2 separate regions of the Mus musculus genome follow, and region 1 is linked to region 2. Evidence: chromatin contacts called from ENCODE Hi-C or POLR2A ChIA-PET data. All regions are on one chromosome and are shown on one strand. Each heading gives the region's core, a stretch centred on a gene start or an enhancer-like site at or near the end of the contact. The rest is flanking DNA. Distances are from core to core; before and after follow the strand shown. Region 1 holds the start of Rtp1 (receptor transporter protein 1). Region 2 holds the start of Adipoq (adiponectin, C1Q and collagen domain containing).

Region 1 (6,716 bases), core at 3,448-5,947, 280 kb after region 2:
GAGGCATGGTCTCATTTCTTTTAATCACTGTATTTTCTAGTTGGAATTTAATTTTAAGCTATCTGTGTCTAAAAATATTATCATATATACTAAAAAACTGAACTGAAGCCGAAGGCTTTAAAGACATTTAACTTTATAGCATTGGAGCTTCTTTAACAAGGGCAAGATACAGGATGTTTTTTTATTTTCTTTTTGTCTTGGTAGATTAAAAAAAATTATTATTAAGCACTCTGCTATACAGAAGGGCGCGATGCACTGGCCTCTGCGTTGTGAGCTCAGGTCTCAAATTAAACTTAATTTGTGCCAATGGGGATTGCATCAGCTGGGTAAATGCACACACACACACACACACACACACACACACACACACACACACACACCTGGTGTCTTACTTTTGGTATCCTTGTTTTTCATCAGAATGTTTATTGTGGCAACAACTGCAAGTTGCCTGCCCAAGACTCACTCTGGATGTTGGATTAACTGTGCTGAACACTTCTCTTAGCTTCAGGTGACTTTCTAGGAACTTCTCCAGCCACCAGACTCCCCTTGGCCAGTGGCTAGCATTTCTAACAGCTTCCAGCACACTGTGGAAGTTGGGTAAATCGGTTGACTTAGCTGAGACTTGACTGCCTTAATTTAGAGACAAGAGTGCTGATTGGAAGAGTTAACAGTTTGAGGAAATATCCCGAGAACTTAGAAGTTCTTTCCAATGTTACTATTCAGTGGTTCTAGCTTTAATTTCCCTCCCCTTCAACGCTTCTACTACAAACCCAGTGACTGGACATCTGCAGGAGAGCAGCAGACTCTCTGACACCGAAGGAGTCAGTGCCTGGTTCCAGGCACCTCTACATCCATCCTCGGAAGCTTTCTCTTCAAAAGACAAAAAGTTGACCTCATCCAACTGTCTGTCCTCCAACTTGTCAGGGTTCTAGGTCTAAAACTCTCTAAACTATGCACGGTTGCAGTCAGGGTTACAGCAGGTTTCCCCATCTATCGTAACTCCTCTTTGAATGGACTGGACAAATCAAGGCCAAGAGAAAGCAAATAACTCACACAAGGTCACAAAATCAGACAGCAGTCCTGACTCCAGACCCACAGCTCTTTCTGTTGAGCCTGATACCTGGTACCAAATGTTTATGATGTTGCAGTGTTCTTGTGCATAGAGACAACCTTTTGGCATTACATTTTCTGTGGAAAGGCTTCAGGCTATGTCTTCCCTCCAGAGAGGGTTAGCATGGCCCCTAAGCAAAGATGACATACAAACTGAAGATTAGTTTCAAATTTAGAGATAGATTTTGGACTATACTCCTCTTTGTCTTTAAACTATTTATACTGAACATTGTGTGCTTGTTAATGTAATTGCTTTGTTAAATACAATACTGAAGGCTGAGCCCTGGTCATAACAGAGCCTGGGGGATCACTTGCAACACATTCTTTCATCTAGAGGAGCTGTTGCCTCAGTGTACCGTGGTCAACCACTTACTGAAAGGATACTGATTCATAGTGTCCTTGGAGACTGAAATGGGAACAACCAGTGGTGAGATGGAAGGCACACACATTTAATTAGCAAATATTATGTTCTAGACTCTTCACTGCCCGGCACACTAGTTAAAGCAGTCATACTCATTCAAACCCAACTACGACCAATGCCAAATGATGAACCTCAGGCAGTTTATCTAACCTCTCAGTTACATAGGGATGTCTGTACGATGAAACTGATGCCATTCCTTACCTGTAAAGGTCACTATGGTAATGAAATAAAGTACTATGTATAAAGAATCAGGGGCAGAGCCCAGGACTGTTGCTTAGTGACTGCTGTGATGCTGCAAGTTAGTATATGAATAAATGTAAATATACAGTCACACAAAACGATGACACATTTTACCATAATGAAAAGATTCACATCAACTATCACAGAATAGCTATGTAACAGGCATAAAGGGATTCAAGCCAAACCAACAAGGAATGAACATGGGTTCTGTGTTCTTAGTATCCCGTTATTTACCGACTGAGGTTAATCAACATTTCTCAGAGCATCCTTCACGCAGAGTGAGGAACACTGGAGGACTGTGGTACCAGACAGCAAAATTGGTTTCCAAGCCCTTTTTATTTTTATTTTTAAGCTACATTCTTGATCCCAACTACCCCTTCTTATAGAGTATGCCACAGCATGTATGTAACTCTTACATACTCTTAGCAGGTACTTCTCTCCTTCTACCTGGTGGGTCCCTGGGTTGGAACTCAGTTGTCAGGCACAGTGGCAAAAGCCTCTATCACTGAGCAATCTTGCCATCCTGGCCTGTCTTAACTTCCGATTGCAGGGTTTTCAGGCAACCTGTATGTAATTCACACCATTTGAAGGGTCTGTAGTCCCAACAAGACTTTGTGGAACAGTCAGGAAACGGTTTTCTTTCTGTTTGTATGTCTTAAGACAGGCTGACCTTGAACTCCTTATGTGGCTGAGGATGATCTTGAACTCAGTCCTCCTGCCTCTGACCCCCCAGTGCTGGGATTAAGTCCTCCTGCCTCTGAGTCCCCCCGGTGCTGGGATTACAAGGGCATGCCACAATGCCCGTCTTAGAGATGTGCACGATGTTTAAGAGGCATTGCCTCATTTTTGTTACGAATTTGTTTTTGTTTTGAGACAGGGTTTCTCTGTGTAGCCCTGACTGTCCTGAAACTCACTTTGTAGACCAGGCTTGTCTTAAAACTCAGAGGTCCTCCTGCTTCTAGAAGCATTGTTTCCGATGCTTGGCATGCATGTTTATGGACACAAGTTTGTAACATACAAGGGTTCATCTGTGAGGGACTAAACTAAACTTTATTGCCTCAAGAACAAGATGGGCTACATAAATTGTGCCCATCCATATAACAGAATATATTCAACCTGAGACTCTAGAATAATATTAATGACCTAGAAGAATATTTACAATATGTTATCCTTTATAAAACTCATCAAAATGTCCTGTGATATACATCTTAATGCTAATAACAGTCATCTTGGGTAGTGATGTTGAAGTTTTTCTTTATTTTGTAACTTTTCTGAAATAAACACATCATGAATTTTTGAAGGAAATACAACTTGTTAAAAACTACAAGTCTGGCCCCTATTAAGCAGCGTGAGAAAGGCCCTAAGTTCCTACTGCCCATCAGAAGACAAGGTGCCAACCGTGTGCCCTTGGGAGCAAGCAGCATGACGTACACTGGGTCCCACCATAAACACCTGCCTGGAGAAAGATGTGGCCCTGGGCTGCTCAGCTACTGCAGCCGAACTGGCAACTTTTGAGATGGAATCAACTACCCTCTTGCTTGTCACCCTTTTCTGAGCCTTGGTTGCTCTCAACACCTCCAGTAGGCTTGGAGGCAGTAAGGGAGAAAGCAGAGGTCAGCAGAGCAATACATCATACTGCCAGCCTCAGGACACAGTGACACATGTAGCCTCAGCCAGGACAGGCCCTGAGCCCAGTTCCATCTGGTGACCTCCTTCCATGCAGGGTGGAGCCTGTCTCTACCTCCCAAGCCATCTGCACACTTAGCCTCTGTCCTGACTCTCCCTGTGCAAGGTCAGCCCCACAGGGCCATCTTTAACCCTTTCCCCAGAGCCTGATCCAGTCCTTGCTTATCCTAGTAGATAGACCTACCTTCTACCCCTACTCCCTGCACAATCACTTTTACCATTTCTCATGTCCCCTTCATAGCAAGTTCTCTGGGAACTTTTTATTCCTTGCCTCCCTTGAGCCAGCATCCCTTGTTTAAACTTCGCTCCTTTTTTGGCCCCATTTTGTAGTCTCCCTGATTGGTCTGAATGCCTTCCCAATTTGGTTAGCGAGTTTGCCTTCTTAGGCTCCTGCTCTGTTTTATTTATTGTCGAATATTTCCAATGCTCTGAATCAAAGTGAATAAGAAGAGTTATTTTATTGTTAAAGATGTAAACAGTCTACAGGTTCATATATGCAGGCAGTGTTGCCTCAGATGTTTTTCTGCTGCTCTTCTGTAACGGACTTGGAAGGAGTCCTGTCTCACTGCCTGGCTGATGCAACAGCTACTACCTTTGTGCACAGGTGGCTGCTCTTTTAAGTGGTTCTCACAATGTGGAACTCAATACGTTATTGTGACCTGATATACATCCAGTTACAAGCACTTTGTGTAGGGCTTGACACATCAATATCCTTGAAATAGAAGAAATGAATGGGTTAGAATGGCTCATCATCAACTCTGCTGTTTATAGGGTAAGGTAAGTCTGAGGTTCCATATTGGTAGGGTGAATATGATTTATGAGATCTCAGATGATGTGTATCAATTGGGGGGGGGGTTTCAGGTACAAGATAGGCAGACGGAGACTACATTATGGTTCTACCTACTAACAAGTGTACATCTTCCCATCCCTTATTTCTCCTTGGCTCCCTAAGGCATAGTGGTTACCATAGCAGCCAGGTGCTGATGATGCCTCCAGGGTACAGCAAGGTAAAATTGAGCCAGCTCTTAAGTCCTTACTTTGCCATGCTGTTGCAGGCCAAGGTGAAATGGTCTGAAGTCTAGCCTTTTGTCAGGCCCCCAAACTATCTTGGATCATTTAGCCTCCTAAACCTTGCTTCTGTAGACTGCAATCAGGGCTCTGGAATACCCTTCCAGAGACTCTCCTCCCCAGGTTGTGTCTCCTGGCACTCTGCCTGGTTGCCTTGGAGATAGGTTCCACTGCGGACAAAGGAGGGAGCTGGGTCCTGCTTCCTCCTGATCCTGCCGATGAGGATTTTTAGACCGTGGAGACTGCGCTGCCCTGCCTTACACTTACCCTCTTTCCCCACGTTCTCTATAAAGTGTAGTTTGCCTCCTCTTCCCACTGACGAAGACATGTGTAAGAGTGTGACCACAGGTGAGTGGAAGAAGGTCTTCTACGAGAAGATGGAGGAGGTGAAGCCAGCGGACAGCTGGGACTTCATCATAGACCCCAACCTCAAGCACAATGTGTTGGCCCCTGGCTGGAAGCAGTACCTGGAACTTCATGCCTCAGGCAGGTGAGTAGCCCAGCAATAAGGAGCCCGAAGGTAGCCTCTGGAACCTTACTTAGCCTGGGGCATCTTCTACGGAGAGAGGACAAACAGAACCCATGCTTGCTGGGTCTCACTGTTAGGCCAAGGTAAACTAGAAGACAGGTAGTCCCTCAAAGGAGGTGGGGACCCTCAGTGTGAGTCTAGGCTTTCTGCTGATTGCAGGAGAACTTCTCTTCTTGTGGCTTCTCCACTTGGCAAATAAAGAGGTGGATCATACTTATGAGTTTCTGACTCTTGACAGCTTACACATTTTTAGATTTCAATGATGTCTTTAAGAGTAGCTGTGAACTGAGAGAAGAGGGGCTTAGGTTCACCAGGGCTCAAGGGAATCTGTGCTCTTGTATTGGGGATGTTTACTGGTTAATTCTGGTTAATTCAGCCCCATTTGGTTTAAAACAGTGAACACACGAGTCATGTTAGAAACTAACTCTGCGGTGTCTCCATGACACTTGAGCAATCCACCCCCCTCTCTGGGTTATGCTTTCTCCACTTGCTGAATGAAGGGCTATCCTAGAGCTTCACCTTCTGCTCCAGGCATGAATGATGGTGACAATTATCTAGAATTTGTTATGGCTGCTGAGTATTGGACCCTTTCCAGATTCAGCTAAGTACCCAAATTTTAGAAGGCTCCCACGTGATTTGTAGGTACAAAGATACCCGAGAATAGCTACATTCTAGTCCGTGGGTCCGGTCGATGGGTTTATTTTAAGTCTTTACTTTGGGGGCCTGAGTGAGGGCAGAAAGGTAGTACAGGTGTCTGGGTTAAAAGCGAAGGCCTCCCTGCTTAGCTTGGCTCATTCTCAAGTCGTCTCCTGCCAGCATTGCTGGACGCTGATTCTGACTCTCAGTAAATAAATGTGTGTACACCAAGGGCTCTTATGCTGTGTCTTGAACCAAAATGAACGATAGGTGATTTCTGTGGCCCCTACAGTTCTGACATGGCCTGAGTGAGGGAAATAGCTGCTAAATATGTGAATAAACCCAATGGCTAAAATGAAAACATGGGGCGCCTGGATCAGATGGTAGGAGGGTGCTGCTTCCCAGAGGTTCTTGTAGGGTAGGGTGGGAAGGATTTGTGGCTAACTTGGACTTGGTCACTGACTTGTGAATCCCTGCTGGCCTTAGTCAGTGGGAGATTCTGGCCCCTGGGGGAAGGTGGGTCATGTTGTTCTCACAGTGCCTCCACTTCCAGGACGTGGGAATGCATTAGCTCTGGGCCAGTGCTAGCCTGTTCAGTGTTGACAGGCTTCTGTATCTATTAGCCTGCAAAATTCAGATTTGCTATTGGACTTCCACACAGTATAGGCAGAGAGGGCTCACTTAATGTACCCAGAGCATTTTATAGATGAAGAATGAATTCATCAGAATTGGGATGAGGGACAAGGCCTGAAGGAACCAGGCTGAAGGGAGACTCGGACTCTGGAAAGCAACTAGGGAGCAAACCATTACTAGATGCCCGATGGCAAGTCTGGGAGACTGCTCTTGTCCCTTGGGCACTCACATAGAGCAAGGAGGATGGCGTCCTGGGGAAACTAATGGACCCTGGGGACTGTCAACACACCGCCCTACCTCCGGGCTCTGTTTTTGTCAGCATCCACATCTCCTCACCCTTTCCTGGCCTGTTTCCTCCCTCCACATGACCCTCTCTTCTTTTTCTTTCCACCG
Region 2 (7,232 bases), core at 1,495-3,994:
AAAGACATTTTTCCTTTCTTGAATGCCCAAAAATTTGGAGTACTGCAGGACAGGCTCACTCTTCTGCAGTTAGTGTTATGTCTCAAAATTTGATTTGAGGTTTAGTTGTTTCAGTAAATTGTCTTTTTAAAGTCATGACTAAACAATAATATACAGTGAAATTTAACCACATTCAGGAAACACTGAGGAAACTCAGGCCTGTGGGGAAATCTGGCCTTTTGTTTAAGTATCTCACTTCGCATGTAGGCGAGAATTGAGATGTGAACATGAGCTCCTGAAGGAAAGGACCACGTTTCTGTGGCTGCTTCACTCTGGGCAGTAACACATCTGTCCAGGTAAACCCAGCCTTGCTGAACGTCAATCTCAGCACTTGGGAGGCAGAGGTGAGAGTTTGAGGCCAGTCTGATCTATAGAGCAAGTTCCAGGATAGCTTGGGCTACACTGAAAAAACACTGTCTTGAAAAACAAAACAAAACAAAACAAAACAAAACAAAACAAAACAAAACACCAAAAACCAAAAAAGAAAAAAAAAAACAGGAAAAGAAAAGAAAAAAATCAAAATAAAACAAAGCCAAAAACAAAGCAAAAAAAAAAACCACCCAGCAAAAAACCAAACCGCCTAGCCTCAAGACATGTGTGGTTGAATGTTTTTCACTTCTAGTCGCTAAGCAAGTGTGTGTTTTTACACAATGCCCTCTGTGGTGAGTGGCGGATTCCCCTGAGAGTTCACCAAATGATAGGCTTTCACAATGCTCCCGGGTGTCTACCAGACCCAGCAAAGTATTGATGTGGTTTTGGGGTGAAAGTCACTCTGTCTTGTGCAATAGTTAGAATCTGCTGAAACCAGCAGTGTTCCTATATGGGACAGGGGTCCAGAGCTAACCCGGAGGCTATAACTGAGCAGAGGTGAAGACCACGAGGCATTGGGGAGCGTATGCCCTTTGTGGTCAGAGAGATCTAGCTTCGTGCCTTGGGTCTGTGTCTCTCCCTCTTACTGGCTTCTGGCTTCTTCATTAAGTGGGAGACAACCACAGGTATCTGTATGGGAAGACTCGACTACCCCTTGACTCAACATTGCTTGTTACTTACTTTGTACAAGATACTACTTAGTCTAGGGGTTATGGAGCATAACCTCAAGTAGGTAAAGCCCCTGCTCCAGCGTGTTTGCATTCCAGTAAGAAGCGAAAGACAGTAACACACATACAAAATAAGTAAGAAAATGCAACAACAGCAACAACAACAACACACACACACAAAGTAAGCAAAACGCTAAGGGAAAGATAGAGAGTGATACAGCTTTGAGTTGCTGTAGTTCTTCTCTCTCCTTTGCTTCATACAGTTTGCTTGGGAAGTGTCCAGGGCCATGGGGTCACAACTAACAGCCCTTGGAAATGAGCTTGTGTCCTTAATCTTCATGACCTAACGTGATTTCTCTAGAAACATCAGTGCATTAACAGGAAGACAAGATGGAAGATCATATTTTGGCTCTCCTTCCTTGGTGGGTTGACACTGCTGGTCCTATCCACTAGTAAAAGCATGACTCTTAGGCTCTGTGTGGCCAGTGGAAGGTGGCAGTTGGAGGAAGCAGATGCTTGGCCAGCCTTTGCCTGGGAGCAGTCTAGCTCTGAGTGTCTTATTGGAGCAGCTGCTGGCATCCAGAGTTCTTTTTGGATTCACGATTTAATTCAAAAGCTTTGTGCTCCCGAGAATCAGCTCTGGTCTTTCAAAAATAAGATGTGAGTCCGCCGAGAGGCTCCCAAGGTATTGCCTTGCCAACTGCAAGCCTTTTAGGAGCAGTTTAGTGAGTGGTGACTGCTAGTTGCAGTTGGCTGTTAGCCCAGAGCTAATAATAGATAGAAAAGGTATATACTTAAGGAGTCTGGAAACTGAGGTTTATCTACTCACAGAAAATGAGTTTCTAAAAAACTAGCTTGAAACTTACCCAGAAAAATCTTAGAACATGGTTCTCCAATGTCAAGGTAAGTGTTCTGTGACACTGGGCTTGAATTATGTAGGGACCACAGATTTTAGAATTTGGACCCCTGAACTTGCTTCACACCCCACCAGGAACCTTCCTGTACAACAGCCCTCAGAATTCATCTACATGGTCTTTTCTCAGTATGGGATCCGGTCTAGCAAGTGGAGCACACCTTCTATTGCTTAAAGATTTGTTTATGTATATGGGTATTTTGGCTGCATGCATATTTGCACACCAAAAGAAGGCAGCGGATCCCATGGAATTACTGTGGGTGCTGGGAATTGAACTCAGGACCTCTGGAAGAATAGCCAGTGCTCTTAACCACTGAGCCATGCCTGCAGTCCATCTATTTTTTATTCTAGTACAGCCCCTCTTCATTCTTACTGAAATAGTAATGCCTGAACCACACAGCTTCACATTTAGTTACAAAGAAAGAGTGGGAGTATCATGTGACAATTAGTGTTGTTGACTCTCCAGGACAAACTTATGGGAAAGGGAGGTCTCCTGACCCCTGAACAATCATTTTACTTGAGGATAATTTTCATTGCACTCAGAAACATGCTGAATTATTGTCCTTACCCTTGCCCCATCTCTTGCTCTGGTAGAGAATGGCCAAAGCCTGGAAACAGGATGGCTTGACAGAAGCTCTACTTGGCTTCCCAGACCCAAGCTGGATTAAACCAGGTTCCCTAAGGAGTCTTAAGGCAGCTGCCAGGAGCAAGGGGCCCACTCATTGGCTATTGGCCTTGACTGGGTTGGCCAATGGTAAGCTGGGGTCTGCCTGTCCCCATGAGTACCAGACTAATGAGACCTGGCCACTTTCTCCTCATTTCTGTCTGTACGATTGTCAGTGGATCTGACGACACCAAAAGGTAAGAACAATTCTATATTCTCGGCTGGCTGGGTATGAATGCAGAATCCCACTTGGGCTGTGTTCAGATTTTGCTCTCTGCAGCAGTGTGAAGGTAGATGTTGAGAAAACTCAGGCCTTGGAAACATGGTTGGGGCAGATAAGCTTTGGGGCTTTTCTTTAACTCTTCAAAGCTCTAAGAAAGAAACAATAACCTTTCGGTCCACAAGCTTGAGCCTAACCGGAAGTTTGCCCTGTTCATTTGATGGCAGGATGCCCACTGCAAAAAGAACCTGGAGATAGTGAGGTAGGAGGGTCGATCCACAGATGAGACTCTGTTGGAAAGTGGGATCTGTTGCTTCTCGGCTTTAAGAGTTACAGTGACAGGAGAAGCAGGCAGAGAGGGCAGCCCGAGGAAGTCCAGTTGAGGTCAGACTGTAGGATCTGTCTCTATCACTTAGTTCTACTGAGCAGATATGCACGGAGCATGCGCTGTAGAACACTTTGTCAGGGCTGTGAGTGAAAACATGGGTGTGCTCGGAGGAGTTGGGGACATCTGTCTGCATAGAGACATTTTAGGGGATTGGGTGACACAAAGTGGTGAGAACCTGGAAAATAGTGGCAATCTGGACAGAAAGCCTCATTTTGAAAGATATTTTCTGACAGAGGCACTGCACCTGCTTTGTCGTTGTTAAACCTAATTCTTGCTCCATGAACACAGCATCGGAACCATGGAGGTAGAGGAGATGAAGGAGGGAGGGGTTTGGAAGTCAAGGCAGCCTCTTGTGTGTCATGATACGTAAGTCCCTCGTCTGAAGAAATTTTGTTTTTGAGACTGGGTGTCACTATATATTCCTGACTGGCTTGGAATTTATAAAGACCAGGCCATCACTGAACTCACAGGGATCCACCTGCCTCCCTGGCTCCCAAGTGCAGGGAGCAAGTGCATGCTGAGAATGGGTTCTGAATCAAGCCTCACAAGAGGAGCCACCTCACTCCCCCTGTGATGTCATTCAAAAGGATGGCAGAGAATTTGATCAGAGTCATTCTGTGGACAAGAGGGCAGGTGGAGCAGGCCAGAGGGGCGTGAGAGTGCATCTTGGTTCTTGGAGCAGTTTGGTTCCCAAGGCTTAGTGAGAAATCCTTGATGCCTCTCTCCCTGTGTTTCGAGGAATCTTACAAGGCACAGGGCTTGCTTCTAGCCTTGTGTGTGTGATCCTGTGTGCATGTGTATGTGGAAGCCAGAGGGGTCTCTCCATATGAGGTGTCTTTCTTAATCTCTGCCTTATTTTTTTGAGACAAGGTCTCTCAGAACCTGGAGCGTGACGAAGAAGGCCAGACTGAGGTCATTGATCTCTAGGGATATTCTTGTCTCTGTCATCCCCTACCCCAGTGTCAGGGTTAAAGGTGACAGCTTTTGACATGAATTCTAGGGATCTAAATTCAGGTCCTCATGCATCTGCAGAAAGCACTAATCAACACAGCCATCTCCCAAGCACTTAAAATTTTATTTGTGCAAGTGCGTGCGTGCTTGCGTGCATGCGTGTGTGTGTGTGTGTGTGTGTGTGTGTGTGTGTGTGTGTGTATTAGTGCTTTCTTGAGAGAGAATGTGCAAGCACACACAAGAGTCTAATGTGTGCAGACACGCTCATTCTATGGCAGGCACATGGAGGTGAGAGGGTAACTTTTGGGAGTCGTCCCTTTCCTCCTCTCTTGTTTCTTCTGCTCGTCCACCCACCGTCAGCCTCAGGAGACTGTGATCGCCACCGCATCTTGCTTTTTATGGGAGATCCAGGGGTTGAATTCAGGCTGTCATCCTTGCCCAGGAAGTGCGTTCTCCTTAGCCCTCATTTTTGTCATTTTCCAAGGAGGTTACAGAGATAAACATTCCAGCTGCTTGTCAACTCAGAGGACCGGTAGTCCCCATGTGCTCTGCTAAAGTCAGGAGGTGCTATCTTTTGGAAAGCAAAGGCTTCAATCAGGAGCTCGCCCTACAAGCTTCATGGAGGGATGCTCTGCTTTGCTGGTTTCTTGAGAGTGTACAAGTGTGTGCACACATATATACCGGACATGAGAATGCTACCGACTTTCCAAAGGCTGAGTGACACCTTCCAGATAATCTTAGGAGCTAGACAGAGGTGCCTGAGCTCCTGGCACAGCCATTTATGATTGGGTTGTGCCATTGTGAAATTACAAATATTAACTTAATTTTTATCTGGTTTTGCTTGTTTATTGTGTGCTTCTGAGGTTTGAGCTTAGGGCTTCATACACATTGGGCAAATGCCCCTCCACTGAGCTCTACCCTCGGGTACCACTTCATGAGTGAAGGTGAAAACAACCAACAGGCCAGGTGTCCAGCACACAGAGCGCTTCCATGAGGATGTAGGAAATGCACTCAGTCTTTCTGTTTCTACAAGCAAGGATGGGAGGTCCTGGAGTTGCTTTTGGCTCTGGCATTTCTCTGTGTTTTGTTGTCTTTACTGGCTGGGGGCGTTGACCTCTTCTCTCTCTCCTTGTAGCCTAATCTCTGCCAGTCCCAGAGGAAACTCCAGTCTTGAATTTCACAAGATTCTGGATGTTGGTGCTAAAATGCCAGCAGGTCAAAGAGGAATTTCACATCCCCTTCACTATACAGTGGTCCTGAAACATGCAGCCATCCCTCTGCATAACTCATGTGTGGTTTGCTAGGAAGGCCAGTGGGTCATTGGATGACATGTTCATTTTTTAAACATTTTGAGACAGGGTTTCTCTGTATAACAAATAGCAGAGCTCTCTCTATCGACCAGGCTGGCCTCAAAGTCACATCGATCAGCCTGCCTCTGCCTTCCAAGTGCTGGGATTAAAGGTGTGCACCACCACGCCTGGTCCTACCTGGTTGCTTCTTATTTTGGCAGAAATGACCAAACCTTTCCCTCTCCCAGATGTCTCAGCTGTCGGTCTTCCCCTTAAGGCTGTGTGAGTGAAGTGAAACTCAGCAGCTGTCCACAGTGGGTTGATACGTTAATATTTGTTTACTTTCCTTCTCTCACAAACGTGTACGGTATTTTGTAAGTTTGTAAACTACTCCGCACTTTCTGCCAACTGGGTCTTATGATATTATTGTGAAATCACATTTCTAGGCAAAGAGCATAAAGCCAGGGAGGCAAATAGGGGCAGAATGAGGAGGGGGCTGGCAAGCTAGGCCATTGGATTGACAGTCTCTGGTCTCTCACCCTTTCCCCATGGGGAAGGGTACTAAAAGGCAGGGTATGTGACGGTAGTATGTTTCTCTTCCCCGTCTGTGCCAGAGGTTATCTAGCCAGGACTCTACTTCCACGGGTTCTGTTGGATCTAGATTATCACTCAAGCACCCAGCAGCCCCAGTTCCTCACCCCTAAGTCAGAGCAGTCCTAAGTGACAGCCATTGCTCACTGGCTTACTCCAGACACCCCCCTAGGCATGGTTCATGGAGTCTGTCGCTTAGTCTTCCAACAAACACATAAAGGGCAAAACTGATTGTTTGTACCCGAGCATGCATCTTTTTGAGTAACCCCCCCCCCCAGTATTGTCTCCAAAACGGCTGTGGTTATTCAATGAGATGGTGGAACAAAGGCTTTCCAAATGCAAAGCATTATACTGGATCCTTGCTGTCTACCTCCAACACCTATCTACAATGTTTCTTTTGTAACATGCTCTAGCTGTAGATTCATCTCTTGCACTTGGTTCCATTCAGTAGTGTTTCCTTATAGAAACAGAAGTCTTTCAAAGTCAGAGTGCAACATTTGCTTTGTCTACATAAAGAACAGAAACAATGTGGAATATTTTTTTTTTTAAAAAAGAGGCATTCTGTGTTGTCCTTCATGGGTATCCAGACCTGACTTTACATCCAGAACTCGGTGAAAGAGAAGCCTTCAGTGAGATCTGTCCTTATCAGCCAAAGGCTTAGGGGCTGGAGAGAGAGCTCAGCAGCTAACAGTATCTGCAGAGGAAATTTCACAAAGAACCTGGTTCACAACTGTCTTTAACTTAGTTCCAGGGGATCCAATGCCTTCTGCCCTCCGTGGGTACCTGTACATAGGTGTATACCCCCATGAATATTCAAATAATTAAAAAATAAAAATAAATCTTTAAAAAGAACAGCTAAGGGTGTGCAGCGCTTAGTACTTCAGTCCCATGGCACTCGGGGAATCCCAGAACAACCATACCTGTAAGTAGAGAAAAGCATTAAGGACATGGAGGCGTGGGGGAAGAATGTGTTTTTAGATGAGAAAGATTATTGGTTTTTCAGTAGAGAGAGAGAACTGAAAACTCTAGAGTTCTGTCTCTTCCTTCCTCCCCAGCATTAGGGATCTGTTTTGAGCTACCCTTTGTCTTTGGGGCCCTCCTTACCTGCCTCCATTTCAAGCATTTTGGTGTCTTTCTTAT

What was found. A loop is a pair of places that touch in the nucleus more often than their neighbours do. ChIA-PET counts read pairs that join two places held with the same protein, here RNA polymerase II (POLR2A).
Region 1: a map of CH12.LX shows a loop between it and region 2 (2.5-fold over the local background). The contact joins the promoter of Rtp1 here to the promoter of Adipoq in region 2. A Hi-C loop is called at or near these places in 1 of 37 maps with a recorded cell type or tissue (CH12.LX). POLR2A ChIA-PET finds 5 or more read pairs at or near these places in 1 of 5 experiments (Patski).

What each region holds. Positions count from the first base shown.
Region 1 is chr16:23,424,436-23,431,151 of GRCm38, forward strand. Rtp1 (receptor transporter protein 1) reads left to right here and starts at 4,698. Exons shown (of 2, transcript NM_001004151.2): 1 at 4,698-5,015. The coding sequence starts at 4,744.
Region 2 is chr16:23,143,792-23,151,023 of GRCm38, forward strand. Adipoq (adiponectin, C1Q and collagen domain containing) reads left to right here and starts at 2,745. Exons shown (of 3, transcript NM_009605.5): 1 at 2,745-2,850. RefSeq lists an enhancer at 596-758.